Regions from separate parts of the Mus musculus genome. Here regions 1 and 2 are each linked to region 3. A link is a loop called in an ENCODE intact Hi-C map of the cell type or tissue named here. Cell type or tissue: left cerebral cortex. All regions are shown on one strand.

Region 1 (5,000 bases), 400 kb before region 3:
CTGTAGCCCAGTGGTTATCAGCCTTGGGGGTGGGCCAAGCAATCCTTTCACAGGGGCTAAATATCAGATATCAGACAGCCTGCATACCGGATATTTACATTGTTATTATCAGATGTTACATTACATCAGATTCATAACAGTAGCAAAACTAGTTATGAAGTAGCAACAAAATAATTTTATGTTTAGGACTCACTACACAGAAGGACGCCTAAGGAAGTGTATTAAAGGGTCACAGCGTTAGGAATGCAGAGGTCTGCAGCTGTCGCTGTTTTTGAGACCCGATCTTGCTGTGTAACCCTGCTGGTCTGGGGCTTGTCATGTGGCCCCGGGTGACCCCTAAGCCTACATTTGTCTTCTTGCCTTGGCCTCTCGAGCCCTGGCACGAACTGCAGCTCTGTTTCCTCTTGGTGAGAAATCTAGGTTTCCATTCCTCTTTCACAACGGACTTTCTGTTATGGCTATGTCTTCAAAATTTCCATCTACATTTTTTTTTTTAACACTGAGAGAATTCCAGGAACCTGAACAGAGCAGCTGGGCCCCGTGCCCTGTACTTCTTGCCAAGCCTGCCGACGGAATGCGGAGGGTGACTTTTGCTGTGCGTGACAGTGACCACACCATCTGTCTCTAGCCGTGTCTCTCCTGAACTATTCACATTTCACAAACGTGACTAAGTCACTTGTGCGTCATCCTTTTTGCACATTGCCCTCCCGGCTTTAAACAGTAACAACAGCAGAATTGCAGAGAGCGGAGACTTACCTGAGTACTTGGTCCTTATGGCTGAATGCCTCCCATTAGTCCCTCAGGAATGGTCTCTCGAGGGTGGTGGGGGTGGGTGGGTGGGTGGGGGTGGGTGGGTGGGTGGGGCAGTTCAACAGCTGATATTTGCTCCATCCCCAAGGCAGGGTGGCTTAGTACTGGTCTGGCACACAGAGGTCCAGAAGGTTCCTGGGGAGCTGTTGGTACCTAGTCTTGATGACAACTTATAAATACTGATTCTGACATCAGAGAGAATCATCCGTATCCCAGGCAAACAAACTCATGGCGAGAGGGAAGGCCAGAAGGAACAAAGGGGAGATAACGTCCTACCAAAACAACCTTTTTATCGGAGCTGCTACCAGGCCCACCCACAATCAGGGGAGGGCCTTCCCACACCAGTCAGATCAACTTCTTCAGAACATGTCTTCAGGCGAGGCTCCGTATTCGGTGATTCTAATCTGCGACAAGTTGACATTAAAACCAACCATAATATTTTTATTTTATAGATTCAGAATTAGCATCTATAGTAATATGTGCGTAAACTCGACACTGGTGGATTTATATAGGGAGAAGAGAGTAATTAGATTAAATTTTGAATAAGAATCTAATTCTGGAGCTGGAGAGATGGCTCAGTGGTTAAGAGCACTGGCTGCTTTTCCAGAGGTGCCCAGTTTCCCAGCAACCACAGGGTGGCTCACAACTATCTGTAATGTGATCTTTTGCTCTCTTCTGGCTTGCAAGCATACATGTAGGCGGAACATTGTATACATAATAAATAAATAAATAGGTCTTAAAAAAGAGAATCTAATCCTGTCAGTTAATAGTCAGATTGTTCTATGAGTGGACTAAATTCCTTTTATCACGGCACGTTTAGTCCTGTCATCAGGAGGCAGAGGTAGGCAGGTCTCTGAGTTCGAGGCAAATCTATTCTACAGAGCAAGTTCCAGGACAGCCAGGGCTACACAGAGAAACCGTTTCAAAAGCAAAAGCAAAAAAAAAAAAAAAAACCTAAACAAACAGAAAAATCTTTCACCTCCTCTAAGGCCAGGAAGCCTCACTTAAATTTCCATTTGTGGTAAACAATCACAAAGTAAGGATGTTGGAAGCGTGTTCATAACTCAAGGACTGCCTGTGCCTGTAGCTCAGAGGCAGAGCACACATGTGCCATGGGACTATCTATCCCTAACGCCGGGGAAGAAAGCAATGCGAGCCCACCCACGGAAGTACAGAATCCGCGTTCTCAAGACAATGTGCTGAGAAGCGGAAGTGCACAAAATGGGAACTGAGAGAGAAATGAAAAGCGTCTGCTTGTGCTTTAGAGAATGAATTCATTAACACCCCCCCCTCTTTATTTTAAATAAAAAATAAAACAGACTCTGGGCAAGTCCCACGCGATGCTGTATTCCAGGCTAGGGAAATAGGAAAGTAGCGCCTGGGCCAAAGGTGTCCAGTGCGGGAGCAGAGAACAGCCACAGGATAAATGTGCTTATATTCCCTGTACTATAATGGCTTTGCAGGAACTTGGAAAGCAAGAGAAAGCCCAGGGGAGTTACTCTGGATCTGGTTACTGAGTCTCTGGGACAAGGCAGATAGTGAAGTGTCCTGCTGACTGCGTAGGAGGCAGAAAAAATTAGCCTCCATTATAACCTATTCTTGAAAGCAAAGCTTACAGGTCCTGGGACCACAGAATCGGGGATAACACTTGCTAATGATCCAGGTGACCACTGGGACGCCTTTTATTATGGAGCCGATGCTGGTGAAACGTCAGAGACGGTTAATAAACACAACTCTACAATGCGGATAGTCTGAGAGTTAAGAGTGCGCCAGGCTTCCCATTGTAAACAGTTCCTCTAGGGACCATGGTGGATGTTCAGCACAACACATGGGGTCAGCAGGGGCTGGAAACAGTTGGCTTCTGTGGACCGTGCAGTGGCGTGCTCCCTCAATCCCCAGACCTGCCGCTGCTTGCATTGCAGGTACTGATGCTGCGTGGGACCGAGGCTGGCTGCTCCGACACACCTCTTTGTAAATGTGTCTACATTTCGGGTCTTGAACCACCCCTGCCCACCAAAGGCTTGGTTGCTTGGGAGATAAGTTGATGAACTATGGGCAAAACACAGCCCGACAGCGCCCCCGTGTGGTCTTCGCGGCATTTGGAGAAAGCCTGTATCGCAGAGTCTGTCATGTGGAGTGGGGGCATGTGAATGTGTGTGTGTGTGTGTGTGTGTGTGTGTGTGTGTGTGTGTGTGTGTGTGTGTGTGTGGTGTGTGTGTGTGTGTGTGTGTGTGTGGTGTGTGTGTGTGTGTGTGTGTGTGTGAGAACTGTCTTTGACTTTGGGTCAGTGCCCTTACGCAGTGCATCAAGAGCAATTCGTTTTCACCTTGGAAGATCAGCGATGGACATTTGTTGTATCATGTTATCCTAGGAATATTTATGTAGCATTACCCCAGGAATATTTATGTAGCCCTACTATTTTCTGTGGTTTGGAGACGGGGGGGTGGGGATTTGGTGTCCTGGGAAAGGCCCAAGGTGGTCACTTTGTATCATTATACCGATATCTATATAATTACACATTTCTGTTATCTATCATCTATTTATCTATCAATAATATCCATCTATCCCTACCATCTGTCTAACTACTATCTATCTATCTATCTATCTATCTATCTATTCTATCATCATTCTAGTTCCTCCTCCTCCTCCTCCTCCTCCTCCTCCTCCTCCTCCTCCTCCAAGACAGGGTTTCTCTGTGTAGCCCTGGCTGTCCTGGAACTTCCTCTGTAGAACAGGCTGGCCTCGAACTCAGAAATTCTCCTGCCTCTGTCTCCCAAGTGCTGGGATTAAAGGCGTGCACCACCACTGCTCTGCCATACCGTCAGCTTCTAACAGTGCTTTATGAAATGTTAGAAGTATGTTCCGGGGGATTAAATGGGAGTGTCTTTTCATATTCACTTCATATGAGTCTGCTGATAACAGAGGCCACTTTCCAAAGTGAAATGCAAGACTGAATGTTTACAAAAAAGAGTCTAGAAGCTTGCTTTACATTTTTTCTTTAAAAAAACATTTTTTTAAAGTTTATGTGTATGGATGTTTTGTGTGCATGTGTGCATGTGTAGTGCATATGTGCCTAATGCACTCAGAGGCCAGCAGAGGGCTTCTGATCTTCTGGAACTGGAGTTATAAATGGTTGTGAGTTGCCACGTGGGTTCTGGGAACTGAAACCAAGTTGCCATTAAGGCTCATGGTGGCACATGCCTTTAATCCCAGCGCTCAGGAGGCAGAGGCAGGCAGATCTCTGAGTGTGAGGCCAGCCTGGTCTGCAGAATTCCAGCACAGGCATGGCTACACAGAGGAAACCCTGTCTCAAAACAAACAAACAAACAAACAAACAAACAAACAATATCCAGTGCTCTTGGAGGGGACTCCTCCAAGGGCTTGAATCACTTTCTAGCTTTGCCCTTTGAGCTAAACCTTGTCTTCTAGGTTCCAGCTGCCTGCACTCCACTGCTGTTGCTGCTCTTGGTGGTCATCTCATGGTACTGGCATCTCCAAAACACTGCTGTCTTCTGCTGCAACTGGGCTTCACCAATGGCCTCTCATAAGCTCTCTTTATGGTGCCAAACATCAACTCCCTTGTGTGACCCCTTCAAGTCCTGGGCCATCAATTGCAACTGAGGCTACACCCTCACCAATGGCCTTCCGTGGCCTCTCACAGTGCCGAGCCTCAGCTGCTCTGCATAACCCCTTCATGCCTTCAAAACCAGTACCACTTGGGTGACTCTTACACATTACCAAGTCCAGCCACAGCACAAGGTAAAATCTTGTCTATCTCTGGAACACAGTCTCTGTGCTCTCAGAAAACACTTCCCAGAAGATTTCACCTCAATGATGCTGGTCTCTTCTTAATCACCGCTAATTTCTTAGCTCCAGCTAACCAGCATCAATAGTCCCAGTAATGCAAAGTTTTTGCTTTAGTAGTTCTAGTATTTTGTTAATCACAGCTGATTCTTCAGCCCCAGCTAACAAAACCACAGAATCTTCACAATCAAAATAGCAATAGCCCTGATAAGAGCCTTTAATCTTCCCTCTGAAATGTCACAAGCCAGGCCTCCATCATTTGCACTGTTCTCAACATCATCTCCCAAGCTCCTACACAACATCCCACAGAGCTCTTAACATCCCAATGGCTCTTCTAACCCAAACTTCCAAAGTCTTCCTACAGTCCTCCCCCAAACATGGTCAGG
Region 2 (5,000 bases), 280 kb before region 3:
TGATGTGTCTCCTATGTCAGTCAACAAATACTCTCTAATCCTAGGGTCTTCTCCCAGTTAGAACCTGTGCCCTGTTAGTCTGTGTGCAGCAATGCTTATCATCTTCTGGGGCACACAACGACGATCCCGTAGACTGAAATTAAACAGAATCTGACCAACACGGGGAGCACCCGAGAGAAGATCCTTAGGGCTTCGGATTAGAACTCAAAGGAACATGCTTTAAGCTCGGCTCTAAACCAGTGCCAAAGAGAGGTCTCTGACTGCATCTAATTGCTAGCTCCCCATCCTGGACTTGCATGTGACAATTCAAAACAAAAGAAACTGTAGCATCAGAATTATCAGCACCGTGTAAGATGTCATCAGAAAGGCCAATTCTCAGGCTCACTCCAGACCTATCAAACCAAGAACTCCAGGGCTAGGGTGCAGCCATCAGGGTCTGACCATGTAATCTAAGCCTTGGACGATTTCTAATGACCTCCTGGGCAGTGCTGATGCTGCTGACACTGTTGGCCAGCGACCAACAAGTACTTGGCTTATGTGAGCTTCTCTCTGGTGAGCTAGGCAAGCCTGCTTCAGATCTCTGAAATTATGACCCTCCAGGCCCTGCCTCTTCTGGCATTAGCACACATTTCAGTTAATGCTCTCTCCAGCCACAGAGGCACTAATGTTCTGTCCTAGAGAGAAAGAACTGTAGTCCCACTGAGCATCATTAAGGACAGGGAAGGCTGGGTGTGTGGGAGTGCAATTCCGTCCAAGTGTCTTGGGGTCTAGTTACTGCCTTTGCTGGTAGGTCTCAGGAAAGTTAGTTTAGAAAGTCTGTGGCCACACCTCCCCAGGGTCGAGCCCAGGAACAACTGCCAGGGACAAAGAGAGCCTGTGCATTCTCTCCCTCATCTAGAGACTTGCCAAGACGTTGGCCAGATGCCCATATTGTCTTCAGAGTCCACTCATCAAAAGTTGCAGAAATGCGGAGAAGGGGAAGATGCCCCAGGGGGTTTGAGTGAGCTTCCATTTTGGAGGCCATATCCAATTACCTGTGCCAATTGCCTCTAGCCTCAATCTGAAATTACTCGCCCCAGTATCCACACTGGTAATCTCTAACATTGACCACTAAATTATGGTCTCCACCTGGAGGATTTTTCTTTCATCGTCTGCCTTACTCTTGCCCATGCACGTAGGATGGCATGGAATGATCTGAGGTTTCCCTCACCGCCTGGTACAGCTTGACTCTTTCTCCCCTGAGCTCACACACAGTCTTGCCACACTGGTGTAAAAGGACTCCTTACATTGCATTATACCCATCGGCAGATTTTCTCCTGTGTGGCAGGTGTTTTAGAAGCAGAGTCTGTCTCGTTCATCTTTATATCCCATGAGCCTGGGGATGGAGAGGGGACCACTGTGGCCTGACATGCTTAAACAAATGAGTTTGTCCTCCTTGATTGAGATAAAGAGAGAACTTCATAGACTTCAAATTCAGTGACTTCATGAGTGTGAGCTGCTAACAGTAGTGACTGAGAGCTCTGTGTGCTTGACAGCTTTGGGCTGAAACAAGATAAAGCAAAACATTGAAAATGTGGGATGTGGTAAAGAAGTCGAAAATGTTATTTAAATGTAAAATTCAGTGAGGTGCTTGCTATGATTGTGGCTATTCTAGAAATGAGAAAATGATTGACAGAAGGCCAGCAACTTACGCACCATCAGATAATAATACACACACACACACACACACACACACACACACACACAGAAATACACACACAGACATAGACACACAGACACGCACAGACACATATACACACAGACACAGATACACAGACACAGATGCAAAGACACAGAGACATACACACAGAAACACAGACACATACACACACAGAAACACACAGACACAGGCACACAGACAGTAACACACACATATACAAACACACACACATGCAGACACACAGCCAGACAGTAATACATATAGATACCAACACACACAGAGATATGCAGATGCAGACACACACACAGGCACATGGCTAGACAGTGATGCACATGCAGATACACACAGACACACACAGACACACACACACACACACACAGAGACGGACATGCAGATGCAGACACACACAGAGACACATGGCTAGACAGTAACACACACACACACACACACACACAAACACAGATGCAGACACACAGATGCAGACACACACACAGACCCTGAATCTTATGTAGCATGTGAAGAGCAAAGCCTGTTGTCCAGACTTGATGCAAATGTCTGTCAGTCTTTCTGTACAGTCACGTGTGAGCTGCTCACCATTCTTTTGAGGGCTTCTCAACTCCAAGCCCTCTCACTACTTTGGTGATTCCTTTAGTCTCTCTGCGTACAGGTCTGGGGTCCTGATACAAGATCTCTTTAATGCTCTGAGTGTCTTGCCTCTGCCTCTGCCTCTCTACGATCATTGACAGTTCTTCCTGTGTGCTATGGCTTCTGTGCTATGGCCTGTCAAAAGGATTTGAAGAAGAAACTTGTCATCCTGAAGACGTGCCACCAGGGGGCAGTGGGGGTCTAGCAGGAGGCCTGGAGGAGCTGGAATCTTTACTCTCCTGTCGAGCCACATGTATGACCTTCATTTTGCAATTCTTAAATCAGTGGCAGTGGTTACACAACACTGTGCGTAATAAACGATTATTTTTAAAATTTGAGGTTATTATTACAGTTTCCCTTCCCTTTCCTTTCTCTAAGCTCCATATCCCTCCTAACTCTTTCAAATTCGTGGCTTACTTCATTCATTGTTGTTACATGCATATATGTGTCTATATGTGTACAATGTTACATGTATGTTACAAGGGCTGACCACTTGGTACTGTGTGCTCTTCCCTGGGGAGACCACTTCTCCTGCTCTCAGATTCTTTGTTCCCTGGTTCTTCCTGTGTTCCCTCATCCACTGGAGCAAGCCTATTGTTGCTTGCCCTGTTCAGCTCCTGCGTGGGCAGTCATGTTGGTGAGACTCTATGGGCGTAGCTTCTGACACAGCTAGGAGACACACTCACAGCAAATTCCTTGGTCTTCTGGCTCAGAATTGCTTTTAGAAGAGGTGATGTAAATGTTAAACAGGAAATCAGGAAATAATTTATGTATATATTTTTCTTGATCCTGAGCTTATTCTAAGGACTTCTCATCCTTCCCAACACTAAAAAGAGAGAAAGCAGAGGTGAGGACGTAGCCTGCCCATGTTACTCTCAGCTGGTGAGGTTTGGCCTGTTGCTGCATAGCCTGGCAGAAGAGAGAGGTAGGCAGGGCTTCTTTCCAGGGCTCCAAGCAGAGATCTTGAGGAAGAGAGGAGGGAGAAGACAGAGGAAGACAGAGTGGAGTGGGTAGATTGTGAGAACTGGCCATGGGGGCTGTCCAGTTGGAGTAGAGCAGCCCAGGAGGAACACAGCAAGTCATATTCGGGATTATTGACAGGGAAGTAGACAAAATATCATACAGGGCTATTATCTGCCCAGCTCTAGCGCTGTAAGGCTTATTATAAATATAAAGGTTTTGTGTGTTTTATTTTGGAACAGAATGATCTAAGGTGGGGTAGAAACCCCCAAATAATATTTACTACAATAGCTGTCGGACTTCCTTGGCCAAACCTCACATCTCCAAGCCTTCCTTATCTGCCCACAGTTGTGATGGCTGCCACCCTGCTTCCACAGCAGGAACAAACGGACTCTGCAGACAGACAGGTTTGCTCGTACTGAGACACCATATTGATTTTGCTTACTGTCGCTTAGAATTCCGCTTTACCCTTCTATAATGACGGGGATTCCCTGACCTCACAGCCTGTAAGTCTGTCTTATTCAAATTAAAAAACAAAACAAAACTCCAGGTGTAAAATATCTCCTCCTCCCCACCCCCATATTGGCTGCAAATGGTTGTATGCAGATATGTATGGACTGGCACGTAGGTGTATTTGTTGACAGGTAGGGGTATATGACATAGCACTTAGCTTTCACACATGAAATGTGTGCATGTGAGGCAGGTGCCACGCAAAATACTTTAGATGTAAATAAATTTAAGGATAAACCCTGACTCTTCACCGTCTGTAAATTCTTACTGTGAAGCTAAATTGCTTGGTTTCTAAGGACCTTCGGATGGGTATGTGTGTATGAAACAGTCAGATGTCAGCACTCTCCTCTTCTACGCCAAGGCTGTGCTCTGTTCTGCTCCTGATGTTTGTCTACAGCTGTATTAGTTTCACCAACATTTATATCTGTGGTGGTTTGAATGAGATGCCTCCCCCCCCCCCCCCCCCACTCCCCAGAGTCTCGGGTATCTGTACACTTGGTCCTCAGTTGGTGGTGCTGTTTGGGGGAGGTTTAGAAAGTATGGTCTTGTTGGAGGAAGTGCTGGGTGTGGGCTTTGAGGCCAAAAGCCTCGGGCCACATCCAGTTCAGCTTCTCTCTCTCTCTCGCTCTCTCTCTCTCTCTCTCTCTCTGCGTGAAGGAAAATGCAACATAAGAAACTTAGTTCAGAAACAACGGTAACTCAATCTCTGGGCGCAACAACTAAAACCTAATCTTGTAAGCCTTATTAAAATCTGATTCCTCTGGTGGCGAATCCTTGAGGATCTGCCATGATACAGGGAAACTCTACTAGCTATATCTTACCCCTCTGCTGTCCCCATTCCAAAGAGGGACCTAACTCTCTCCTGCTTCCTCACTTCCTCCATCCAATCCAGAAGTCCCGCCTACTCTCCCAATGATTGGCTCCTTTATTCATTAGGGGATTGGTTCACAAGAAGTCATCTGAGTGTGTGACTCATTCCTCATTCCAGACAGCCCCTCCCAGGACAGCAAGCAGCACAGAGCTATCCACAACATAAATAATCTAAATGAGAGATTTATTTCTTTTTCTTTTTTCCCCTTAATTTGTATTATTTAAATGCATTTTATACATCAAACATATTAACAATATTGAGTATTTTGAGAATCTAATAATATATGAAAAATTTGTTAAATTTTTATATTCATAT
Region 3 (5,000 bases):
CGTCTCAGAGACACAAAACACAGAAAGCAAAGGCAGAGTCCGAGCTGCCTGCTCATCCTCGTTCTGCGCTCTCACACTGGGGCAGGGACTGGAGCCATGGTCTGGCGCTGTGCAAAGCCTGAAATACTGTGTCCTCTTAGTAAAGTCTCCTGACCACTGGACTGCACTGCTGTTAAGGGTAATTCCTCTATGTGGACTGAAAATTTCTCCGGGGCTGATTATTTTTAATTTACATCCAGTGCTGAAGAAATGACTCAGCAGTGGCTGCTTTCTCTTCCAGAAGATCTGGGTTCAATTCCCAGCACCCGCATGGCAGCTCACGACTCTCTGTTAGTCATCCGCACTGGATGCCCTCGTCTAGCATCCACAAGCATGAGGCATACATGCGGTGCACAAACATACATTCAGACAAAACTTATAGCCAAAAAGAAAAAGAAAACAAGGCCAGTTCTAGAGCTTACGCACTGAAGTTTGTGCACACAGGAAGCTCAGTAACACTTGCTGAAAAGCATCAGTGACCCGATGTACCACAGATGTGTGAAGAGCAGGCTTGGGGTTGGGTGTAGCTCCATAGTCTACTGCTAAAAGCACACTCAGGTCTGGGAATATGCTACAGTTGAACAGCATTTGTAAGGCCCTGGGTTGGATACATCACAGGTAAGGAAAGGAGGGAGGGAGGGAGATGGAATCAGTCTGGATGGCCATAAACAGATTAATGGGTAATGGAAATGTGGTACATGTATGGAATGGAATTTTACTCAGCTATAAAGAAAAAAGCCTAAATTATTGCTTTTTTTTTTTTTTTTAGAAAAATGGATGGATCTACAAAGTGTAGTATTAAGTGACCCAAACTCAGAAAGACAAAAACTACATTTCCTCTGTCTCTCATATGAAGCTCCTACCCTGTAAAGTAGACCTGTATACGCATGAACGGGAGTAAGTGTGGGTAAACCCTTAAAAATTAGAGACGAGACCAAGAGAGATGAGAATAGGTGATGAAGGATGGGGGAGGGGACATGAAAGGAGAAGAGAACAGAGGGGTGCACAGCAAAGTCAGGGGTCACGGGGTGGGTGGGGGAGGTGAGAGAAAAGGAGGGTCTACTAAAACGAAATTTTGTTCTAAAATGTCCCAGAGATAACTAATAGCTCATATGCTAATTTGAAATAAAAAAGCAAATCAAAACACTCAGGCACATGTAGGACTTAGAAAGTGACAAACCGGGAAAGCAACATGAACACACATAAACCTGGCATGCTAACGTCTCGATTTCTGCTGGTCGTGAGAAAGACTACATGATTAGAGAACCCAATGGGAACCCAAAATTTTGGAAAAGAAGAACATTTATCTAACTGTTCTGGCTCTTTTTCCCTGAGGGTTTTTCTTTTATTCCTGGAGTTCGTCACCAGATTGGCTCATCACCTGTAGAAGCCCCCACACTTCCCCATGTCGTGCTTTCAGTGGAAGAGACGAGTTCACCCTACCAAGGTTAGCTGGCCTGTGACAGCGGCTCACGTTCTCCTGAGTTTGTATGTCAAGAGGCACAGGACACAAAAATACATGCAGTTCGTATGCCCCCATACTTCATGGACTCACGGTGACACGCATGTGACATAGTCACTGATGCTAAATATAAATATACAGAATCGTATGTGTGTGAGCTCGCAGGGGGCAGGAGGAACACAGCCTGGAAGCATCATAGGTGCACCAATTTGAACTGGATATGTGCCAGGGGAGGGGTCAGGCAACCAAGTGCAACACAGCCCAGCACCCCTGCCCATGCCTCTGGGATCTGAGCGTGCAAGTGCTGGGCGGTTAACCGAGGGGCTCCGCTTCTTCACGAGTGCCCAGCACCCATCCCCCCTCTCGCCTGCGATTTCGGATGCCTTGTCACGTCTGGCCCTCTGTTCCTTTCCGTCCTCCCCACCGCCTGCTCCCGGCACGGCACGTTCGCTCCCACCTCACTCTTGGCTTCGCCCCTCGCTCTCCACCCAAGGCCTCCCTCTTGCCTTGTAGTTTTAGCTCTCCTCCGCCGCTGCTTTCTTGCAGATTGTCCTTGGGGAAAGGGGGAGGGGAGCTTGGCGAACACGGGGAGGAGCCAGGTGGAGGCAGCCGCGGGAGGAGGAGAGGCTTCCAAACCTCTACAGGCCGAAAATGGCAAGGAGGCTCCGCCTCCCTCTGCTTGCCTCTCTCCTCCTCTTCCTCCACCCCTTAAGAACCCTGATGCCTTGTGGCCGCTGCTTGCATGCTTGCTTCCCGAGCACATCTTTATCTTGGGAGCTAGCTGCTCGTGTGCGTGGTGAGGGTTAGAATTTATCTAGTTGCTAATCTTGTCTCCAACTAAGCCAACTTTTTCTCTCCTGGCTTGTCTGCTATTCCTTGAATTCAAACGTGTGCCACTGTTAAAATCCAACCACAGCAATTGACCACCCCTATCGCGCTTTCAAGGGACATGTTTATCTGGAGTCTGTGTGCCAGGCTTTGTCTTAAGACAGATACCTGCCTTTAAGAAACACAGAACACTGGTATATCTTATACAATAACCTCAAAAGTCTTTCCACGTTTGCATCATTTCTCAGAGAGGAAAGAGGGCGAATCCAGCTTGCATGCTACCACGGACCAAAGAGGGAAAGGCCCCTTCTCAAGTCCGCAGCAGCAGGTTGCAAGAGTCTGGGAGGGAAAAGCTACCTCCCAGAAGATACTTTTGCAGCAGGCGCTCTAAGGAACACTGGGCTGGTGTTCCCTGAGCACCACCAACATCCCCAGCTCACACCCTCTGCTCTGCTGCCTCCCCTCTTGTCTTTGCTTGAATGCTTATCCACAGTCAACTTTACTCTGTGTCCCAGGACCGGCGGATTTCTCTACTGCCCTTTCTTTCTCTGCTAGCTTTGCCTCTGCCATGTACATTCCGGCTGCCAACGATAAGAATGCAAGTGAACCTATAAAACCGAAGGCAGTATTTGCAAATCATGTATCTGATAAAGGACTGGGATGTAGAAGAAAGACCCCTCAGACCTGCCTAGTAACCCCACCCGGTGCTGGTGCGGTCTGCCTTTCTGTACCCTTTCCCCCACCCACCTCCCATCTTCTACCTCTCTCAACCCTCATCTGAGAGTTTCTATTTGTCGTAGGTGGTGATTAACACAGCAACCACAGCTGGACAAAGTGCAACAAATAATAGACCGCACCCCCACCCAGGAGGCCCAGGAATCATTCCCAAGGAAGGGTCAGAAAGAAGGGAAGGGCCAGAGGCAGTGGGAGGCTGCAAGGAAAATTATCTTATGGGCACACCGGGGCAGCTGCAGATATGAATCCAGAGCAGTTTCGACAGCATTTACAAAATCTGTGCAAGCCAAGTCCAGACCATTCCAGCCATGGAGCAAATGGCAATCCTTAGCTGCTGGAGGCAGGGAGAGACAGTTTTCTGAGAGTGTAGCCCCTGATGAGTTGACTCCAGAGGAAGACCACATCCAACATTGTTTGGGCAGCACAGATTGGTCTTAAAGGGTTAAAAGAACACAAAACCGGGTGGGTAGCGAAGGGGAAGAGATTGGGAAAAGCATGGGGAGTGGGGATGAATTTGATCACATATGTATATATGTATGTATGTATGTACACATCAGAGGAGACTCAAACCTCTCATAGAACTAACTTTAAAAATAATAAACTTTATACGCGAATAAAATCCTCTAACAGCTCAGTAGTAAAAAAGACAATACGTTTTAAAATGGGCAAAGGATCTGGACAGATATGTTATCAAAGAAAACACAGTTGGCAAATAAACATACGCAAAAACATTCATTTGTTCTACCACCAGGGAGCTAAGAGACTCTTACCCAGCTATCAAATGGCTCAGATAGGAAGAGATAATATTAAATACAGTGAGACTGCAAGGCCGACCTGAACATTAGTGAACATCGTTCATTGTTGGCAGAATGCCCATTAGTTAAAGGCAACTTAACAGTTTCCAGTCACAGACATGGCCATCACATAACTCTTAAATGAGTTACATCATGCCCTCAAACATATTTACAGCAGCTTTGTTCACTCTTGCCCCAAAATAGAAGCAAGACATCTCTCGAGGTAAATAGGTAAAGAAAGCGTGGTATGTTGATATGACAAAGCACTATTCAACAATAAGGAAAATTAATTATCAAGCCGTGAGCAGACATGGTGGAAGCCTAAATGCACCTTTCTCAGCAAATCAGGCAGTCTGAAAGTGCTACCTGCTATATAAGATTCCAGCTTTCTGGCTTTCTGGAAAAGACAAAACTATGAAAATCAGTGGCTACTTAGGGTTTGAAATAGAGAGGAATTTGTGTAGCGCATAGACAGAGGATCTTAAAGGTGGTGTGTAGGAGGTGTGCCTGATATTTTAATTGGGAATCTTGAGTGTCAACACTAAAGGTCCTGTTCCCCAACTGGTTCTTGATTGATCAATAAAGATGCTAGCAACCAATGAACTGGGTGGAATGGGCAGGACTTCGAGTTTTCCCCCAGGCAGGAACAGGGGAGGAAGAGAATTCACCATGCTTTGGAGGAAGAAAGAGCCATGAGCCATGTGAGATCTTGGGTGGAGTGCCCGTCAACTGCTTCCCCAGCAGGGCTTGGAGTAGCAGGTAGGATATTAGAAACATAATTAAGCTGAGGGCAGATTTAGGGTGCTGAGCTGGGAGTGAAAAGGAGGGTTCGATGGCTGAGGAAGGCTTAGAAGAGCTGGGCCGTTGAGCTAAAGGATATGAAAGATAAGCTTATGTGTGTGTCCGTGTGTCTTTCATCCTGGGATCTAAGGGAACCGGGGTGGGGCTGGAGCGTGGTTGACCCGGAGCTTAAAGCTGGGTAGTAGTGAAAACTACATGCTATAGTGGGGAAACTCTTCAGTAATGTTGTGATGGTGGGCATATGTATGGCGCTATGGATGTATCAACACTTGTAGAACTACATAATGTGAACTGCAGACTTCAGTTAATAACATTGTATCAATATTGTTTCATCAACTGCA

The links. Peaks named below come from ENCODE experiments on the same cell type or tissue, not always from the same donor. Only the 100,000 strongest peaks of a DNase experiment are listed, where the experiment ranks them.
Region 1: it touches region 3 in a loop (4-fold over the local background); 6 of 42 quality-filtered maps call a loop at or near these places.
Region 2: a loop joins it to region 3, with 2.8 times the contacts of the local background. A loop is called at or near these places in 8 of 42 quality-filtered maps.

The regions. Positions count from the first base shown.
Region 1 is chr15:98,508,519-98,513,518 of GRCm38, reverse strand. No RefSeq gene overlaps it. Among named protein-coding and RNA genes, the nearest start is that of Snora34, 8.8 kb to the left of the region's middle. In left cerebral cortex, CTCF peaks have their summits at 2,880 (motif pointing left) and 3,875 (motif pointing right); DNase peaks (open chromatin) are centred at 566, 2,039 and 2,874; H3K4me3 peaks cover 564 bases; H3K27ac peaks cover 548 bases.
Region 2 is chr15:98,387,550-98,392,549 of GRCm38, reverse strand. No RefSeq gene overlaps it. Among named protein-coding and RNA genes, the nearest start is that of 1700031M16Rik, 8.4 kb to the left of the region's middle. In left cerebral cortex, a CTCF peak has its summit at 2,531 (motif pointing right); a DNase peak (open chromatin) is centred at 2,528.
Region 3 is chr15:98,105,619-98,110,618 of GRCm38, reverse strand. It overlaps Pfkm (phosphofructokinase, muscle), which reads right to left and starts at 2,148. Exons shown (of 23, transcript NM_001163487.1): 1 at 2,008-2,148. In left cerebral cortex, a CTCF peak has its summit at 2,167; DNase peaks (open chromatin) are centred at 235, 1,598, 2,117 and 2,713; H3K4me3 peaks cover 2,691 bases; H3K27ac peaks cover 2,069 bases.